Regions from separate parts of the Homo sapiens genome. Here region 1 is linked to region 2. A link is a loop called in an ENCODE intact Hi-C map of the cell type or tissue named here. Cell type or tissue: B cell. All regions are shown on one strand. Each heading gives the region's core, and the rest is flanking DNA. Links, peaks and the distances in the headings are about the cores only. Region 1 holds the start of LOC124902480 (a long non-coding RNA gene). Region 2 overlaps PCGF5 (polycomb group ring finger 5).

Evidence for each region. Peaks named below come from ENCODE experiments on the same cell type or tissue, not always from the same donor. Only the 100,000 strongest peaks of a DNase experiment are listed, where the experiment ranks them.
Region 1: it touches region 2 in a loop (2.7-fold over the local background); 3 of 110 quality-filtered maps call a loop at or near these places.

The regions. Positions count from the first base shown.
Region 1 is chr10:91,195,778-91,206,277 of GRCh38, reverse strand. It overlaps LOC124902480 (a long non-coding RNA gene), which reads left to right and starts at 7,800. Exons shown (of 3, transcript XR_007062240.1): 1 at 7,800-7,877. It also overlaps a transcript of PCGF5 not described here. In B cell, for the core only: no CTCF peak of the experiment used is centred there; DNase peaks (open chromatin) are centred at 4,697 and 7,307; H3K4me3 peaks cover 2,582 bases; H3K27ac peaks cover 8,000 bases.
Region 2 is chr10:91,247,442-91,255,441 of GRCh38, reverse strand. It overlaps PCGF5 (polycomb group ring finger 5), which reads right to left. Exons shown (of 10, transcript NM_032373.5): 4 at 6,882-6,937; 5 at 6,718-6,777; 6 at 4,002-4,150. Among named protein-coding and RNA genes, the nearest start is that of PCGF5, 31 kb to the right of the region's middle. RefSeq lists a silencer at 7,431-7,613. In B cell, for the core only: CTCF peaks have their summits at 3,590 and 3,790 (motif pointing right); a DNase peak (open chromatin) is centred at 3,801; H3K27ac peaks cover 1,972 bases.

The DNA.
Region 1 (10,500 bases), core at 986-8,985, 50 kb after region 2:
TACCTTTCCATTCTCCTTTAATCAAACCTGCTTTTTCTCCGAGTTCTGCTGTTCAGCTCCTTGACGGCAGGAGCTACCCTGTTCATTCTTTCATTCCTAGTGGCAAGCACAGACTTTGGCACATAGTAGTTCTCCGATAAATATTTGTGGCACTATTTTATAAATAAAAGATTAAAAAGCCAATTTATTGTTAGGCTGTTGCCAAAATTTGCCCAAATGTTGGTATACCATGTCTTTTAGTTTTTTTGTTTGTTTTTTGACAGAGTCGCGGTCCGTCACCCAGGTCGGAGTGCAGTGGTGTGATCTCAGCTCACTGAAACCTGTGCCTCCCGGGTTCAAGCAATTCTCCCACCTCAGCCTCCCGTGTTCAAGCAATTCTCCCACCTCAGCCTCCCAAGTAGCTGGGATTACAAGCATCCACCACCGTGCCTGGCTACTTTTTGTATTTTTAGCAGAGATAGGGTTTTGCCATGTTGGCCAGGCTGGTCTCAAACTCCTGACCAACAAATGACCACAAGTGATCCACCTGCCTCGGCCTCCCAAAGTGCTGGAATTACAGGGGTGAGCCACCACGCCCAGCCTCAGTTTTATTAACTGTAAATATACTGTCAATGATTCTGATGTGGTCCGATGCAGGGCAAGGAATCTGGCATAAAGTAGAAACTCTCTAGGTGTTTGATGGATAGAGGAATAGTTCAATGGACAAACACAGATTAGATAGGACTTGTGTGGCCTGGCCTGAGAAACTCATCATTTATAATGTTTACAACATTGTTTCTTCAGGAAAAATGTACTTTGAGCTTGGCTCAGTTTATGAATGAACGCTGGAATATACCCTTGTCACTTAAAATACTAATATCTAGGTCTATGGGTGTGTTTTTATTCACAGATTATCTGTGAAGGATTTAGAGTGCCACGTCTGACCTGGGGAAGGGTGGAAGATAATTTGCTCCATGTTAGCTGGGCCGTGTGTGTGTGTGTGTGTGTCCAGTCATTTAGAAACCCAGAAAAAAGAAAAATCGTTCCATAATAGCCTTTCAAAATATTTGGGAACAATTGCGCTCAAGGCTGGATGACAGGGAAAATCAAAGAAATGAAGATTTTGCCCAACTTAGTGACTCTAGTGAGAGAGATAAATATATTTTATGCATTTAAAATAACTGTATTTACATATCTAATCTCACTGGACCATAAGAATTAGCAACCTAAACTGTGTTACATATAACTTAGTTTACTCATAAAATTTTAAAAAATTGTTTATGTAGATAAAAATTACAAATTTGCTAGATAGTTTACAGATATATTTCAATTTAAATATAGCTATGTATTCCAAATTTTAAGAAACATTATTTCTGGTATTTTATGAGAAAGAAGTTAAAACTTGAACATCAAGGAAATCTTTCACCATTGTGCCCAGATAAAGGCATTTATTACATTTCTTGATCTTGGTGACCTACACAGAATCAAAACAATACCCAAAGTACTCATTTTCACAAAAGACAGTGAGGCAGTGAAAGGAGGAAGAAATCTGAAGAAGAGAGAGAAAAAGGGCAGGACGTGGCAATAATGAGTTGGCAGTGGGGAACTTTTGTTATGTACAACTATTTTTATCCTCAGAGCTCTCCTTCTTTGCATTTTCTGGGTTCTCATGTTTATCATCTTCCAAGACTTGAGAACCAAACATTTGTCTGGAAAGGAATGGCTCTACCATTTCATATCCACTTATTCTGTGTTTTAGTAACTTCCAAACAGGCTGTTTGTGAAAATGTGCCTGGAACACAATAGTAAATAAAATAGACCTGGCCTGGTCATCATAGAGTCTGCATTCTAGAAGAATTAAATTAATATCTATGAAGTAAATATTAGTTAAAAGTATATAAGACAGTTACTTGAGTGCAATCATCTAACAAAAGGAGGAAAGACTAATGTAAGGGTTTTTTTTTAAATGAAAACCTTAATTCAGATTAAGGTTTAATTAAAACCTAATCCAATAAGTTCAATTTATTATCCAATGCTGGAATCCCATCTAAGACATCCCTAACAGCCCTCTTCCCTATTGCAAAGCTTGTCAGAATATTTTATGAGGAGTAAAGAGTAGACATAAACTTATGCAAATTAAACATTATATTCATAATTCTAAAAGTTTAATCTTTATAAAAGCAAATCACTATTCAAAAACATGTTCTCTAAATGTTATCACTACCTTATCTGTAGTTCTGGTTACAGATATTAGAACATTTTTATGATTTTGTGGTGTCATGCTTCACAAACTCAACAATAAACATCAAATAGTTGTACAATCACTTATGAAAACTGCATAAAAGTGTTAAATTAGCTTACACTGACATAACGCTCATTTCAGAAATGTGGGCCTGACTGAAATCATTAGGTTCACAAAAATTAAACAGCCTAAAACAATCAGGTTTAAAACTTTTAAATATATACACTTGTTTTTGTTGTTGACAAATTTCCTATATTAAAAGAATAAAGGATCTATAAAATTTATTTCAATTTCAAATTTACAATGGAAATGAAAAATGTTAAGAGAACGGAGAAAACAATAGGAAAGAAAATTTCCATTAATATAGGTAATTGGTTTATCAGGATGTAGTTTTCAAGAAATTAAAAACATGAGTCTTGTACAAATATATATTAAGCATATGTCAAAAATTTATTTTAACTCAGCAGGATGGCACATCTGGTTCAATGTAATACAGGAAAGACTGAAGTGTATACAGTCAATGAAATACAGAATACTGAAATAAGATTGCTAATTTAGAAATAAAACTAGTTACTATCCTATAGGGCAATAAAACTATAACCTTTGGGGTTATCTTCTTTATCAGACAGAAGTCATTTGCAGGGGATCAATCTACAAATTAACATCTAACTTCATAGAATCTGGATCCTAATAAAAAGTAAGTTAAACAAAGGAACACTTTCCTAGAGAATTACATGATCCTTGGCTGGTGTCTTAAGTGCTCCAAGAAAACGCTAAAAAGACATGCAATCATCCTGTGCCTTATTCCCAAATGTTGGATAATTTTCCTAAACATTTTAATATGCAACAAAACCTTGGCTATACAAAGCCCTGCTGAATGGGTTAGTCTTGATAGTGGCATGCTCTAGAGACCTAAATTAGCCCTTAAAATGCTTAGTACCAAGGGGTTTGCTGGTAGATTGTGGCTGAACACTTCCCCTGCCCCTACCTCCATCAAGGCTGCAAAGTCACCATTTTTGTTTGTTTGCTTTCTTGCTTTTTTAAATCATGTTTGGCCTGTATTCTGCATCAGAAAATTTGCTGCTTACCCTGTATTGTTTTTAGTCATTTTCACAAACACATTTCTTTACTGTTTTTCTTCCTTTGAAAATATCCCCTCATCTGAACATTAATCATGTCAACCTTTTAAGCAAAGAATGATCTAACTCCTTCAACATAAATACATCTAAAAGTTGAGTCACAGTTTGATAGTAAGCATATTATATAGCATAAATGGCCAATCTTTTCGCCTAACTACCCCTTGCCCCAACATTAAGAAGCACATTGAAAATAACTTACTATTTAAGATCAATAATTAGTTAATAACCTCTATTTACTGAAACCAATTAAGTACAAGAAGGAAGTTTTCAAGGCTTCTAAGGAGTCAAATATAGTAACAACTTCTGGCTGTATATTATATTACAGTATCCCTCATTTAGACTCTTAATAATTAACAGTAACGATGACTACTATGCAATGACTACTCACTATGTGCCAAATACTGTGCTAAGAGCTTACAAATTTATCCTATTTAATCCTCACAACAATCCTGTTAACTACTTTGTATTATTTGCCTCATTTTTCAGAAGAATAAACTGAATCACAGGGAATTAAATTAACTCTCTCAAGGTCACAATGGTGGGTTTTACTGAAATCATTAGGTTCACAAAAATTAATCAGCTTAAAACAATCAGATCACAACGGTGGTGGATTCAAATCCAGGTTATTTTGCTTCAGAGTCTATAGGCTTAACCACCATACTACATCAAAAAAGACAGAAGAACCATAAAAACAGATACATCGACCATCATCATCATAGCACTTATACAGCACATTTTATACGAAGGCATGGTTCTAAGCAGTGAACATATAAAAACTTATTTATTTCTCACAATAATCCTAGGGGGTGAGTACAATTATTCTTCTCAATTTGGGAAAGAAGAAATTGAGGCAAACAGTGGTTACACCTGGTCACAATGCTAATAAAATGCAAGGCTTGGATATAATCCTGGACAGTGTAGCTCCCAAGTCCAGGACCCTCCCTTGATGCCACCCTGCTTCTTCTAACAATTTCAAAAGCATAGTGCCAGTAAACAGTCCTAACACTTCAGAAACTCTGAGGTTGGAAATCACCACATTAAAGCACAGAACCTTAACTAAATGTTCATCACTATGATCAAAAGTCATCAAGAACAGATTAAAAGGTTTTCATTCAGCCTTGTTAAGAAGGCAAAAAAGTAACACACTTAAACAAAATTTCATCCAAGATGGGTTTCTTAAAAAAAAAAAAAAAAGGTTTTCTGGAAAATGAACTCAATACAGAACAAATGAGGTGTTACAGTAGTGTTAAAAAATCTTTCTGCAGACATTGTTTTTGTTCTTGCTGCCTTGGGGTTTCTCAGAATTCCCTCAGGGGCTGTGGGTGGAGGGAGGAGGGGAGAAGATAGTTCTCCACTCCACCTTCAAACACATAACTCTGTTTACGTATTTTTTTTACACATTGGGCTTCCTGGTAAGCTTTCACTTTGATGGGACCTAAGCTCCTGTTTATGATTTGAATGAGTTCCCCAAATTTCATGTGCTGATAACTTAATCTTCAAATTCATACGTTGATGGCATTTAGAGGTGGGGCTTTGGGAGGTAATTAAGATTAGTAATGTCACTGGGGGGACCATGATAGGACTAGTGGCTTTACATGAAGAGAGACCTGAGCTGACACACTCAGCCCCTCACCATGTGATGCCCAGCTCAGAAGGTTGCAGAGGGTCTCCACCGGCAAGAAGGCCCTCACCAGATACCTCACCCTTGGATGTCCCAGCCTCCAGATACGTAAGCAATACATTTCTTTCCTTTATAAATTGCCCAGTCTCAGGTATTCAGCTGTAGCAACAGAAAACAAACTAAGACAGCTCCCATGAAAATGTGGTCTAAGTGGGCAGCTCTTCTCACTTTTATAAAACTTTCCCCATCACCTCCCTGGTGTCTCAGGAGTTCCACTTCACACTATTTTTCCATTTGCCTCTTGAATCTTGTGCTTGCCCAAGCTCTGACCATTCTCCCACCTGACCCTCCCCCTTTCCACTTCCCTCTGTCAACAGTAATCACGAACACAGCTAATGTTATCAACCTCCTACACAGCAAGCTCTAGGTTAATATTTTTACATCAATTACTTCATTGAATGCTCTCAACACCCTTATGAATTGGGTTCTATAATTGGCCCCACCGTATACAGGAAGAAACCAAAGCTTAATTTGCCCACTGTCCAATGACCACAAAGTGATGAATATAGGATAAACTAGATTGCCCACTAGAAAGGCCCCCAACTCTTCACCAGTACACAATCCTGCCTCTCAGCCTCTGCCAATTATGTTCAAATCTCCCACTGAGACTGTGTTCAAGACTCAATATCTTAAAAACAAAACAAAACAAACAGCACCTTCCCTTCTGGCACAGTCCCTTATAGCAGCACCTCAACAATGACAAATGCAATGCACAGCTTTCAATGCAATCTCATCCATACCTGTTGATATTAATGCTTATAAAATCTTCTCTTCTTCTTTCAAACATATATGCGCACTTCCCAGAAAGGGGCTACATCCCCTGTTCTTTCTATACCCTCACTCTCTCTTAACTAGATTAGTTGAACAATTTTGGGCACCGAGTAGGAAGATATTAATAATCAGCATAAAGAACCCTGGTCAGTAGTCAGGATACCAGAGTTCTGGTTCAGTTTCAGGCAATCCCCTATAGCAGACACTGTCACTGTCTCCTCCTCCCTCTTATCTCCTCCACGCTCATCTCTACATGCTGAAGGCAGCCTTCTTGAACACCTGTGGCTTTTATTCTGGCTCTGGGAGCAGGCTGGGCCCTCTCCCACAGTGAGGCAAAAATGCAGGGAAGTTAGCATCTCCAGGAAACAGCCCTCAGTCAAGGAGGATGGATAGTTGATGGGCAAGTAACCCAATTTCCCTGTCCTTTGGGTAGGATAGCCTGAAGCGTGTAGACTAGTTCCTAGAGTTCCTTAAACGGATTGAGCTCCAGTTGCCCACAGCAGTAATTCTCTTGAAACTATACCCTTTATTGCTTTCTTTTTCCTCCCTGTCCCACTTCTCTACTTTCCTGTTGATATTTCTTGGGAGAACCTCTCAACTAAACCACTTACTCTCAAATTCTTGTCTTGGGGTCTGTTTCTGGGGAAACCACACTAAAATTTATTCTCCTTTGTTTATTTACTCCACTTCCCTATCTGTCAAACAAGAGGGTTGCATAAAGGATTTTTATGGCCTCTTTGGACTCTAACATCCTAGGATTTCAATGAACTCAATCAAATTTCAGTATTAAACTAAAACTAGCCTTGAATGTTACTTCTTAACTAAAATACTGCATCATATTTTGGAGCCGTGGCTGAATTTCACGTACATTAATGTGGAAGATGCTGGGAAGCAGAGATCAGATCCCTCTTCAGAGAAGCCTTTGGGCTGCACTTGATGGGGATGTTGTTGGCCTCTTGCAGGCATGTCCTCAGCTGCAAAGATCCTCCTTGCCCAAGGTCACTTTCCCAAGGATGCAAGGACTGAGGGATGCTGGAGTATAAAGGCCTGGCCATCTTGGCCCAAGTCAAGACAACTCAGAGGAGTCATTCTAGTTCCAGAGCTCCTGCCATGCTGGCTCTACAGCTCAACTCCTTTTCTGCCCCCCTTGCTGCCTTCCCACCCTTCAAAGGGCATTCCCTAATAAACATCCTGGATACAAAACTACACCTGGGAGTCAGCTTCCCAGGGAACCCAACCTGTGACAAGTACATTTTCTACTTGTTTATTATGTCATAAAATTCACAGACTCTGGAACTTTGCTTGTGGAAGCAGGGATGATCCCTTGAATGCTGTAAGACCCAGAAAGTGGTAGAGACACAGAAGAAAAAACTAGGCTTTTAATAAAATGGGAGAGACAGATACAAACCAGCATGTATGTGATGCAGTTTCAGTTTCTGAACAAAAACAATAAATACATAAAAGGTCAGCATGGCCAGTGAAACTGAAAGCTAAGAACTCAGATGAGGCAATCACAGAGGGTGATGAAAGAGAAGAACATCTGAGAGAGGAGGAGAACAAGAATGGCCTGGCAAGAAAAGGAAGAAGACTAATACGAAACACACTCAGCCAAAGACCATGGGGTAGAAATAACCCATCTGAAGAAGGGCTCTTCATTGCACAAAACTACATCCAATCCTTAAGAGGTACTGCCCCGTGGTATGACAAGGCCAAAACGTCATCCTGGCAATTGCTGCTAATTAAACTCAGGATTGATTCAATGCTACTGAATAGGCCAGGGAGATTCCCATGGTGCTGCCACTAATCAGGGCCTTTACAGAAAACTCCCAAGAAGATCGAAGGACAGAGACAAGCTTGAACTCTGCAGCCCGTAGGCAGGTCTGCCTTCTAGAGAGAAAGCCAGTGATGCTGCTTTGCCAATGGTCATGCTGAAATAGTGGTTTGGGGTGACCTCCAGGAGAGTAGGGGTACTAGGGGTAGGTAAGGAGGGTGACTGAAATTTAAAACAAGGTGTCAGCAAAGGCATTAGTGAGAAGATGGCATCTGGGTAAAGACCACAAAACAGGTAAGGAAGTTGGTCTTATAGTTATCAAAAGGATGAGTGACTACACAGAGAGAAAGGAAAGTGTCCTAAGCAGGAACGATGCTGATGTCCAAGGTTCCCCCAGCAAGGGGGCCAGTGTGGTTGAGAATGAGCAGATGGGACTGAGGTCAGGGAGACAGGATGGGTCTCGCAGGCTCTTCTGGGCCACTGTAAGGACTGTGGGTTCAATTTAGAGAGACGGAAATCCAAGGAAACATAATTACATAAAATGACGTGATCTGACACTTCTCTTCCCCTTCTCTGGGTTTACTTTTCTCCACAGTATTTCTCATTGCCTGAAAAGTAAAAATGTTATATATTTATCTCTACCCATTAGAATGTAAGCTCTGTGAGGGCACGTATTTTTTGTCTGTTTTGTTCACTGATGTGGATTCACTTCCCCAATGTCTGGCACTTAGTAGATAATCAATATTTATTGAATGAATGAAACATCTTGAGAACCAGGAGAACTCTTTCCTAAATGGCAAAATGAATCCAGACAAAGAAAATCTTGTTTCTATTTCCTTGGAACGTCTGTTTTTAAATAAGTGTTTTTAAATAAGTTCACAATGGAAAAGGGCACAGGTAAAATATAATTGAAATTTAATATAACAAAATGAAAGTGTACTGAAAATAGGAAGGAAAAAGGGGAATATGGTGGGAGAGGATGATGTCCAGTACCGGTTGACAGAGGAGTCAGTAAAGAAACCCATTTTCCCTCTGGAAGCAAGGCTCCCACGCACTCTCTACCACCATTAGCCCTTTCCCCAGTAAATTCAAAAGTTCTTTGTGAGCTCATACCAGTCATTTAACTTTGGTGAGTCCCCATTGCTTCACTGTACAAAAGGGCTACCTTACAAATCCCACTCATCAGGGGTTAGATAATATAATACACGGAGAACACTTAGCACAATGCCCGGACCACAGGAAGCCCTCATCCTCAATAAACATCAGCAGTTGTGATAACACTGCCCGTGGAGATTTTATTTTCCAAAGATATACGTCTGTGCAGCCATCCTCAGAAAATAATACATCACGGAGCAGTCACATAGAGAGAGGGACGTGCCCGAGGAGCCCAGGAGTCTCAGACTAGACCCAGGACATGACAGTCAGCTCGCGAGCCTTCAGATGATTTCCCCATACTTCGAGCCTCCCCTGCTGATGCCAAGCGGAATGGAGACAGGCTACGCTGCTGACCAGACTCCAAATTCCTGACTCACAGAAACTGTGAGAGATAAATGATTACTGTTGTTTGAAATCGTTAAGTTTTGGAGTAGTTTGTCACTCAGCTTTAGACAACCAGGACATGCCATTAACTGGCTCACTTGTCCACGTCTAATATAAAAACCACATCATGTTTTTTTTGTTGTTGTTGTTTAAAAAGAGATTTGAATGGTTCCACATCATGCACAGGATAAAAAGAATCTGGAGGCTCCTTGACAGACTGTGAGACTTGAGGTGGGGATTATATCTCGTCCACCAGTGAATTCCCAGTACTTCAGCAGTTCCTCATCTAGTAAGTGATTTCACTGGCTGGGATGAAACCAGATGACAGGGAAAGAGTAAACAAAGAAGATGAATTATGATAACCAGGTATTCAACAAGTATAGACAAGGCTCCTTCCATGCAGTGCTGGGGATACTATTGTCAAGCTGCCCTCATAGAGTCTGTGAGGGGGACCAACAAGAAATACACAAATAGCATTTGTCACCCTCTGAAATACGGAAAAACACATCAGTGTAATGGAAAGGAGCTGGGCAAGTGTGGGTCAGAGGTGGGGGATGGGGTGGGATATTTTGTCAAGGTAGTAAGGAAACTTTCTCTGAAGATACAACATTTCTGCTGAAACCTGCATGACTGTGAAGCCATGGAAAGATCTGGGAGAATAAAGGAACAAGAAGGCTTAGCAAGTGCAAAAGCCCTGGGGTGAGAAGGGACATAAAGCTCTGCTTTGTGCTTCAATGATACTGTGGGGCTTGGGTGTTTCAATGTGCATGCACAGGTTTCTTGCTTAGAAAGTCTAATATATAAACATTTGAACTTTGTAAACTGAAATTAGGGTCTGATTATGGTTTATTGGCCAAAATTTTAGGAGATACTTTTGTAATTAGCACATTTCTGCATTGGACATCTTTGCCTCACATCACTTCTCTTGGCACTGACATTCTAGCCCTTGCTGACAGAATGTCACTTCAGCTGCACTGTCACATGTGCTTTCTACTCTGGGCCTTCTCTGCCACCATGTGAAATATCTGTAGGAAACCAGTGAGCCATTCTGACAAATGTGCAGTCCCATGATAGACTTAACACCCCATGGGGCAACACTTGACCAGTAGGGGATGCGAGAAAGTGGACAAATAATGAATACCACCCACCCCAATTTTATCTAGTAGCCAATTTTAAGGCACATTCTTGGAGGGTGTCCTGTGGGAACAGGTCCCAGTTGCCCACAATAGTGACCAAGTTGATGAACAAACCTTGGATTGGGTTTCCTTTGTTCCCTATTAACTCTTACCAGTCACAAATGCTGTTCTTTGGGATTATTCCTCAAAATAAACTAATTGCCCCTAAGCCCCTGTCTAGGCTCTGCTACTTTAAAGAACCA
Region 2 (8,000 bases), core at 1-8,000:
CCTCAAGGTGAGGCAGAGGTGAGAGCTTAGGGCCTTCTCAGGTCCTTCCTGAACATGCATACAACTCTACATATGCACGTGGCCCTCTAGATTTCAAGGAATATGTCACAGCCTTTTGAAGCTCCTAGGGACATCTCACTCTCCAGCTTTTCCATTTAAGCTTTTTGGTTAGTCTCTTGTTTGCTCCAAATGTTATCTATACCTCAGGCAGTTGTAAAGTTGAAACATTTGCCTGTAATTGTTTTTGACAAATGCCCCTTTCCCCCACCCACAGAGAAGGCTTTTTCCATGGGGGCAAGCTCCAAGTCAAGTCGAATACTGACAATCTTGTAAGTGGGGTCTCCGAGGAAACAACCAGACAAGTCAAATAATGACCATTCTTTGGCAATGAGGCTTTGAAAAAGCTCTACCTCTGTTCTTTCCCTTTGGTCCCTGAGAGGCTGCAATGGGAAAGCAGGCTGTTATTTTCAAGGCTACTGCAGAATTTGAGCAGGGGCTGGAACTAAAGCAAGTTAAAATGCCACAAAGCTCACCCTTTATACTGATAGTTAGTCATCTTCTTGATAAAATGCTCTATATGCATCTATAAGCCTTTGTTTAATATCAGATCTCTGAAAAAGCTGACACTGAACATTTTTGCCAGTATTTTTATACTTTCATGGAAAAGTGAATTTTCAGAGATACTTACTCTACTCTTTTTATTGACATCCCACTCTTGACTTTGACTTCTGTATTATAAAAGCAGTAGATATTCTGTATAAACTATACATGCAACTACTGCCCCACCACATTTGTGAATCACATCCTACTGCAGAGGAATGAGATGGCTGAGAAGGCTATAAAGCAATACAGACATTGTGTCTCTGCCACTAAGGGATTTACAGTCTAGTATCAAGGACAACACACATATAAAAAAAAGATAGTATCAGTGCCTAGAACTCTTAGGCACATCCTTAATAGATAACAAACTAATCCCTAATTGACAGATAAATATAAGTACTACAGAATTTCAGAAAAGGGATTCACTAGGTTGGGAAAAGCGTCACAAAAAATAAAAATCTCTGGGTCTTGACAGAAGCATAGGATGGTGGAAGAGGAAAGAACACGCCAAAAAGGAAGGGTTGTTCAAAGTTTTAGAGGTCTTAAGTATTCATAACACAAGCTTTTATATAATCTAGATACAGATCTTTTGTCAGATATATGGTTTCCAACACACACACACACACACACACACACACGAGGTGGAGGGGAAGAGACAGAGAGAGAGAACGAACACATACATAAAGGAATAATCACTTGTTTTGAAAGGACGATTTACTAATGGGTTTAATGGGAGATAAACTTATTAAAAGAGGTGCTTGTTAGGGAAGGGCCTTGAATACTAATGTAAGGAGTTATGACTTAATTGTACAGGCCAAAAGGTGGCAAACTTTTGGCCTGTACAATGACCATGTCCTCAGGCCAAATCTGGCTGGCCATCAATTTCTGTAAGTAATGTTTTATTGAAACACAACCAAGCCCATTCATTTACTATTGTCTGTGCTGCTTTAGTGCTATAATGAATAAGTTGAGTAAATTGCAACAGAGACCATATGGCCTACAGAGCCTAAAATACTTACCATCTGACCCTGAGATTGGTCATGGCCCTCACTCTGGGCCTTACACACACTCAGGCAAGTGGCCCTAGCCCTGGATAACAAAAGAAAAATTAAGGGTACAGAAAACACTTAATAACTACTTAAAAAATGTAGATATAAGGGTGAGCAGCACTAAACTGGGGGAATTTTGCAGGACTTAGTGACTGGTTGAAAGAAAAGAGTAACAGATCAAAGATGACGCGAAGCTTTTGAACTTATTTGATTGGCTGAAAGACAGCAGTCATAACTAAAACTGCATGTTTGGACCAAAGTTAGATGAAAGTATAATGAATTAGACAACTTAGACAAGTCAAGTTTCCGGTGTTAGTGAAACTCTCAACTGGTCTATTTAAAAATAGAGACATAACACTTCAGCTTGGGAAACAAAGCAGGGCTGGAAATGAGGACTTAAAAGTCCTTTGCATAAAGAAGAGAACAACAGACATGAGGCCCTACTTGAAGGTGGAATGGTAGGGGGCGAGACAGGATTGAAAAACTACCTATTGACTATTATGCCTATTACCTGGGTGACAAAATAACCTTACGCCAAACCTGTGACACACAATTTACTTATGTAAGAAACCTGCACATGTCCTCCTGAACCTAAAATAAAAGTTAAAAAATCCTTTGCGTAGTTGAAGCCACACAGAAAATGGAGAAGATCTCCTAAAATAGATACAGAGAAAGTATTAGGACATACTTACATATATCAAGTAGAAGGCAAGAAGTAGAGGCAGTGGAGACAAAGCAGGAATGCCACAGGAAAAAAAGGAAGAATCAGGGTAGCTTAGTAAAAGTCATTTATAAACTAAGAATGAAGGTACAAGGATGAAGAAAAGTCCATAAAGGAAAAAGTGAATGGATAAAAGGTCAACTAGAATAGCAAAGTGTCAAAGATGTCAAAAAGGAGAACAACAAGCAGGGGTGGTTAATTTTTCAAATAAATTTCTAAAATTCAATCTTTTATACTTTCATATGAGAAATCATGCAGAGAAGTGGACTTTACGTTTGTTTATGAGAAGATATTCAGCCTTTCCATTGATTTAACTTTCAGTATGAGCTAACTCATGTATTGGAGAGCTAAAGGATGACCATGAACTCTATGAAAAAGAACTTCCCAAAAAGGGGGATGACTTTTGGGAAAGACCATAAGAAACAACTGAAAATACTGTAAGGATAAATAGGTACAGTGGTCATTTCTCTAAAGATAGATGCACTTTATTACATGCCCTGTCCAATAAATTCCCCTTAACAAAATCAATTACCTTAACTATTTGTATGTATAAGACCTAACCAAGTTCCTTGAGTGAAAGATGTTTTTTCTTACTACTTACATCTTCACTGTCTACTGTTCACATAGTGGATAAATATTCACTGAATTACTGTGCTCATATATGTTGTTATAAGATGCCAGGAAAACTTAATCTGAAGTGAAAAATTGTTTTTCACTTCCTAATAGGAAAATGCCATTAAACGTATTAGTAAAAAATTCAACCCACTAGCCTATAGATGTACACAGAGGAAGTAAAAGAAAATTAGAGACAATGAATATAGGCATTTGAATAAAACACAGAATACAGAGAGATAAACAATATTCTCAGTGGCTGACATTTGCTAGGATAAAGTGACAAAAATCTAACAGCTGAAGTAGTGAAGATTTGTAATAAAAATAAAAGCTGCTTGTAATAAAAAGGTAGAAAACATTATTAAAGTAACACCATTTAAAGACCAAAGAAAATCTATAAAAGCAGAGTGTTTTAAACTTCCTATAAAGATCCTCTAAGGAAAGATTCAATTAGCAGAGGCAGAGGAAAACAGTACCAGAAATGGAGATTCTATAGGAAATAACTGAGGGCCTTCAAGGAGTTTAAAAGTTCAGAGGCATTTTACAACATCTAATTTTACTTCAAAACTAATTGATTAAATTATTCACAAAATATGTTAGCTCTGACATGGAAATCTTGTTGAGTTGCAAATAAAAATAGAGAAATAAAGGATAAAATTAGAAGAGAATGAATAAAAGGGCTAGAACTACCAGTGACATGAAATTCTCTAAGTCTAAGTTGGTCACCACTCTAAAAAACAGAAACCATGCATATGAATTTCCAGCAAAGGTATAAAAGGAGAAACAGAGGTGTGATTCTGGGCATTAGCCACTAGATGGTGGCATTGGCCCAAGACAGTTCAGTTGTGGGAATAGTAACCATTTCTAAGCATAGGATTGTCAAAGAATGGCATTTTATTTAATTATGTTAATTAAAACTTTGAAAGCAAACATTTTGAAGCATTAGAAAATTTGTCAACAAATTATCAAGGGTTTACTATAAACTGATCATAAAAATACCATAGTACTTGTTCACTCACCTTTACTACATTGTCCCCTGATTGCCCATTATTTCGTAAACAATCTAGACAGATAGCAATTTGTGGGTCACTTCTGTGATAATCTTTATCATCTTCATTTTCATCACCTTCTTCATCTACTTTCGGTTTGTCAGCTTTTGAAGTATCATCTGTATAATTTAAACAAAACTAAGTTAGCTATAAATCAAAGTTGATTTTAAAGTTAAGCAATCATACATTGATAATCAAAACAAAAATCAACTTTAAAAAATTTCCTAACAGTTTTTGAAGAAGAACTTAGTATCTTTAAAATGTTCCAACCAACTCAGCAATGGAAATATTTTGTAAAAAAAAAAAAAAAAAATTGGAAACTTATTAACATAGCTTAAGATTTCTAGGCTCATTGGGACATCCAAATGAAAGATTCAGGACTAGCTGTATTTAGCCAAAAAAATGATTACAATTAGTAATTAGACTATGTTAGAAAGTGGACAGAATATATAAAAATACTTCCAAATTATTTATAGGTGTATATATAAATTATACTCGTTTATAAATAAGTATATATTCAAATTAAAACCAAATACTTTTCAAATGATAAAATTAAGTTCTCAAAATTTCAAATTACTATTCATAAAATCAGCCAGTGAAAAAAAACGAGTATAATGAATTAGCTTTTTAACATGTATATAGCTATTAATACATAACATGTTACAACTCCATTAAAGATATCTCAATGGCATACTTTATATTATATACAAATGTATTTCACCTATTACAAACCTGTAGCCTATAAATAATGCAGCTATATTTATCATTCATCTGTTGAGTAGTTCTAACTATATGTTGGATACACATCATACAAGGCCTGAGGGAACAATACTGAAACTAGAGCTATCATCCTCTCTCTCACAGTGGTCAGGGTATGGAATCAAATAAAGGCAAGCTAAAAAAAAAAAAAAAAGAAAAAACCAGACAAATACAGGATGTGAGAGGTAAAATGGACTATGCATGCACATATAAAAGAGACAATAAACCCAAACTTTGGGAGTGAAGCAGGGACGATTTCCAGATGAGATACCTCTAAGCTAACACTTGAAAAAATCAGCCAGCTAAACATTACTTGTAGAAAAGCTTCCCTGCAAAGTGACTGGCCAGATCCTTTTTGATGACTGTAGTAAAAGCACTACAGGTATACCATAGAGCGGGGAGGTGGGTTCTCTTTTTTCTACATGTTTTCTTCTCCTTATTTATAGAGAATATACATAGATAGGAGTTGCCTTCTATGAACCAAACTCCTAGCTCCAACAAAAAATCTGAATTCTCCACCCAAGCTAAAGACCAAATACCAGAAATACTTTAAAATGGGAGAAACAATAGGAAAAGGGAGATAAAATTCACAAAGTAGGCTACAGCCCTTCACAAGTTAAACTGTGATACGTAGAACCATAGAGTAAACCTACCACGTAACTTCTGATGACAATCCCTCAGGCTCCTGTCCTCTTGAATAGGCAGTCAAAAACTGGAATATTTAATTAGCCTTATCTTATCTGTATTTTTACTAGAGCACTACTACTATAATTGGTTGTTATTGTTTAATTGCAGTGTACACGTGGGTAAAACAAGCCCTAGTTATTTTTTTGGCCAGGCTTAGCTTCTTTGCCATTTTTTTGTTGTTGTTGTTACAGATAAAAAATAGTCTCTTGTTACCTTATTCTAGCATCAAAACTATTCTCAAACTTCCCCTGCTCTAACAGCCTTGCACAGTTAAGTTGAACGAATAAAATGATAATCTCCATTTTACAGATTAAAAAAGGGAGATCTCATCCACCTTAATCATGTATAATTGACAATCCTATGATCTTATGGGAAAACCAAGATTGGGAGGCTGAACTTACAAGTGACCCTATAAGAACACACACACATTCTTGAATAACTTTAAATGATATTTAGGACATCCTAAATTAAATCTCATATTTAAAAAAATGGGAGCGATACTAGTTTCTTATAATTTTAATATCCCTTTGTGTAGATTTTATACATATATATATATATATATATATATATATATATATATATATATATATATACACTAAAAGCCTTTTATCTGCTCAGTAATGTTTGCCCCTTTGCTGAAATTATTATTAAAAATTACTAATTGCTGAGTCTTTTGGGACCCAGAGGAGAAATCTGGGTGATGGAGAAAATTCCCATAAGCACCCAGAAATACTTTCTAAATTTCCATGATGTATAAGTTTGTATCACCTGAGCTCTACTTATAAAAACTTCATTCCAGAATATCAGAGCATAGTAAAATCTCCTGATCTGGCTCTCAGCCACATCTCAGCTCCCTCTCCTTTAGAGGCAAACATACAAAATAAAACAAAAAACTCTTCACTGTTTAGTTGCAAGCTGTGGCTATTTCTTACTTCAGCTTCCTTTAGCTCCCTAGAAATTACCACTATAAACACCTAGCCAATCTTCTCTTTTATCTCCCTTTTCTCTTCCCAAAGTCCAATTTCCTCTATTTCCAATTACCCTCACTAAAGTGACTTCAGATTTACACTCATTTATATAAAATCTCATATAGAGAAAAAGGTTCGTAATGTAAATAAAAGGGTGCATGAATTTTGTGCAGGAAAAATGTGAGCCTGAAGAGACATATTAGTTCACCTAAACTATGAAAAGCTGACCAGTTTAAGAGGTGCTGTCAGAAACAGACATAAGAAAAAGTCACCTTGTCCATTTTCTTGAGGCTTATTTTTCTTCCAAAATTCAGATTCACGCTCAAGTTCTTCTAATTTAAAAGAAAGAGTATAAAAGTAAAAGTCATGAAATCTTTAATAGAAGTGTTGATTTCATAAAACACAAAAGTCTGCAAGAACCTAAAGAGCCACTTACGTTCTCGTAGTCCAGGGACCAGCTTAAATATAATTTCCTCTAATGTATTGTCCAACCTTCGAAAGGGGGGAGAAAGAAAATACTAACAATGAAGACACCAAGATCTGACATGTAAATAGTCTGAGATGTATAATCTTATACATGTTACAAAATACATACACAATTTTAGCACATCTACTATACCATACTCTTCTGTCCATGGAACACACTTATTTACAGCCTTCCCCAGTAGTAGACTGATAACAAAAATGGTCCCAGTCCCCAGCTCTCTCTATATCCAGACTCTTGAGCATGACTTTGAAACTCCTCCCTTGACTAAGGATGGAGTTTATTCCCCTGCCTTGGAAATACGGTCTGGCTTTAAAACTTGTTGAGGCCAGCAGAATGTGGCACAAGTGACTGCTTGGTTCTAAGCCTAAGCCTTAAGAGGCATCAAATGCTTTTGTCTCTATTTCTCTCTCTCAGAATCCTGCTACCATGAGAACAAGGCTGGAGGATGAGAGACCACGTAGAAGAGAGCCAAGCTGCCCTGCTAAGGCCATTTTAGACTAGTCCACAGACAGCCCATCCCCCAAGATCAGCACAGCAGATTACCCAATGCACAGCTAACTGCAGTTGCATGAGTGAGCCCAGCCAAGACCAGATGAACCACCCAGCTAACTCAGGGAACCAGGAGGAATAATAAATGCTTGCTTTTTCAAGCATCAATTTAGGGGTTGTCTGTTATGCAGCAACAGCTGATATGCCCATTCTCAAAATCTCTACCACAGCTCTGGCTCTTTCCTCTAAAGGAAATAATCTCCATTCCTCTCTTCTGAGAAATTTAGACCACTTTATTGTTCTACCTTCTGAAATGAAAACTTTAAATGTTTATCTTGACATTTTTCTCATTTTCTTTCCTGCCATATAACTCATCTTTTTCATGGCCTTTTGTCTTCAATCCCATTCTCTTGCCCCCACAACACCCCCTTCCTGCCTCATCTCCTTCATCCTGCTCAACAACATTACTCTTCTACAAGACTACAAACACATAGAGGTTTCTCACATCTTAAAAAAAACCCCAAAACCTTTCTCAACTCATTAACTCTTTTCAAACTATTATTCTGTTTCTCAATCTTT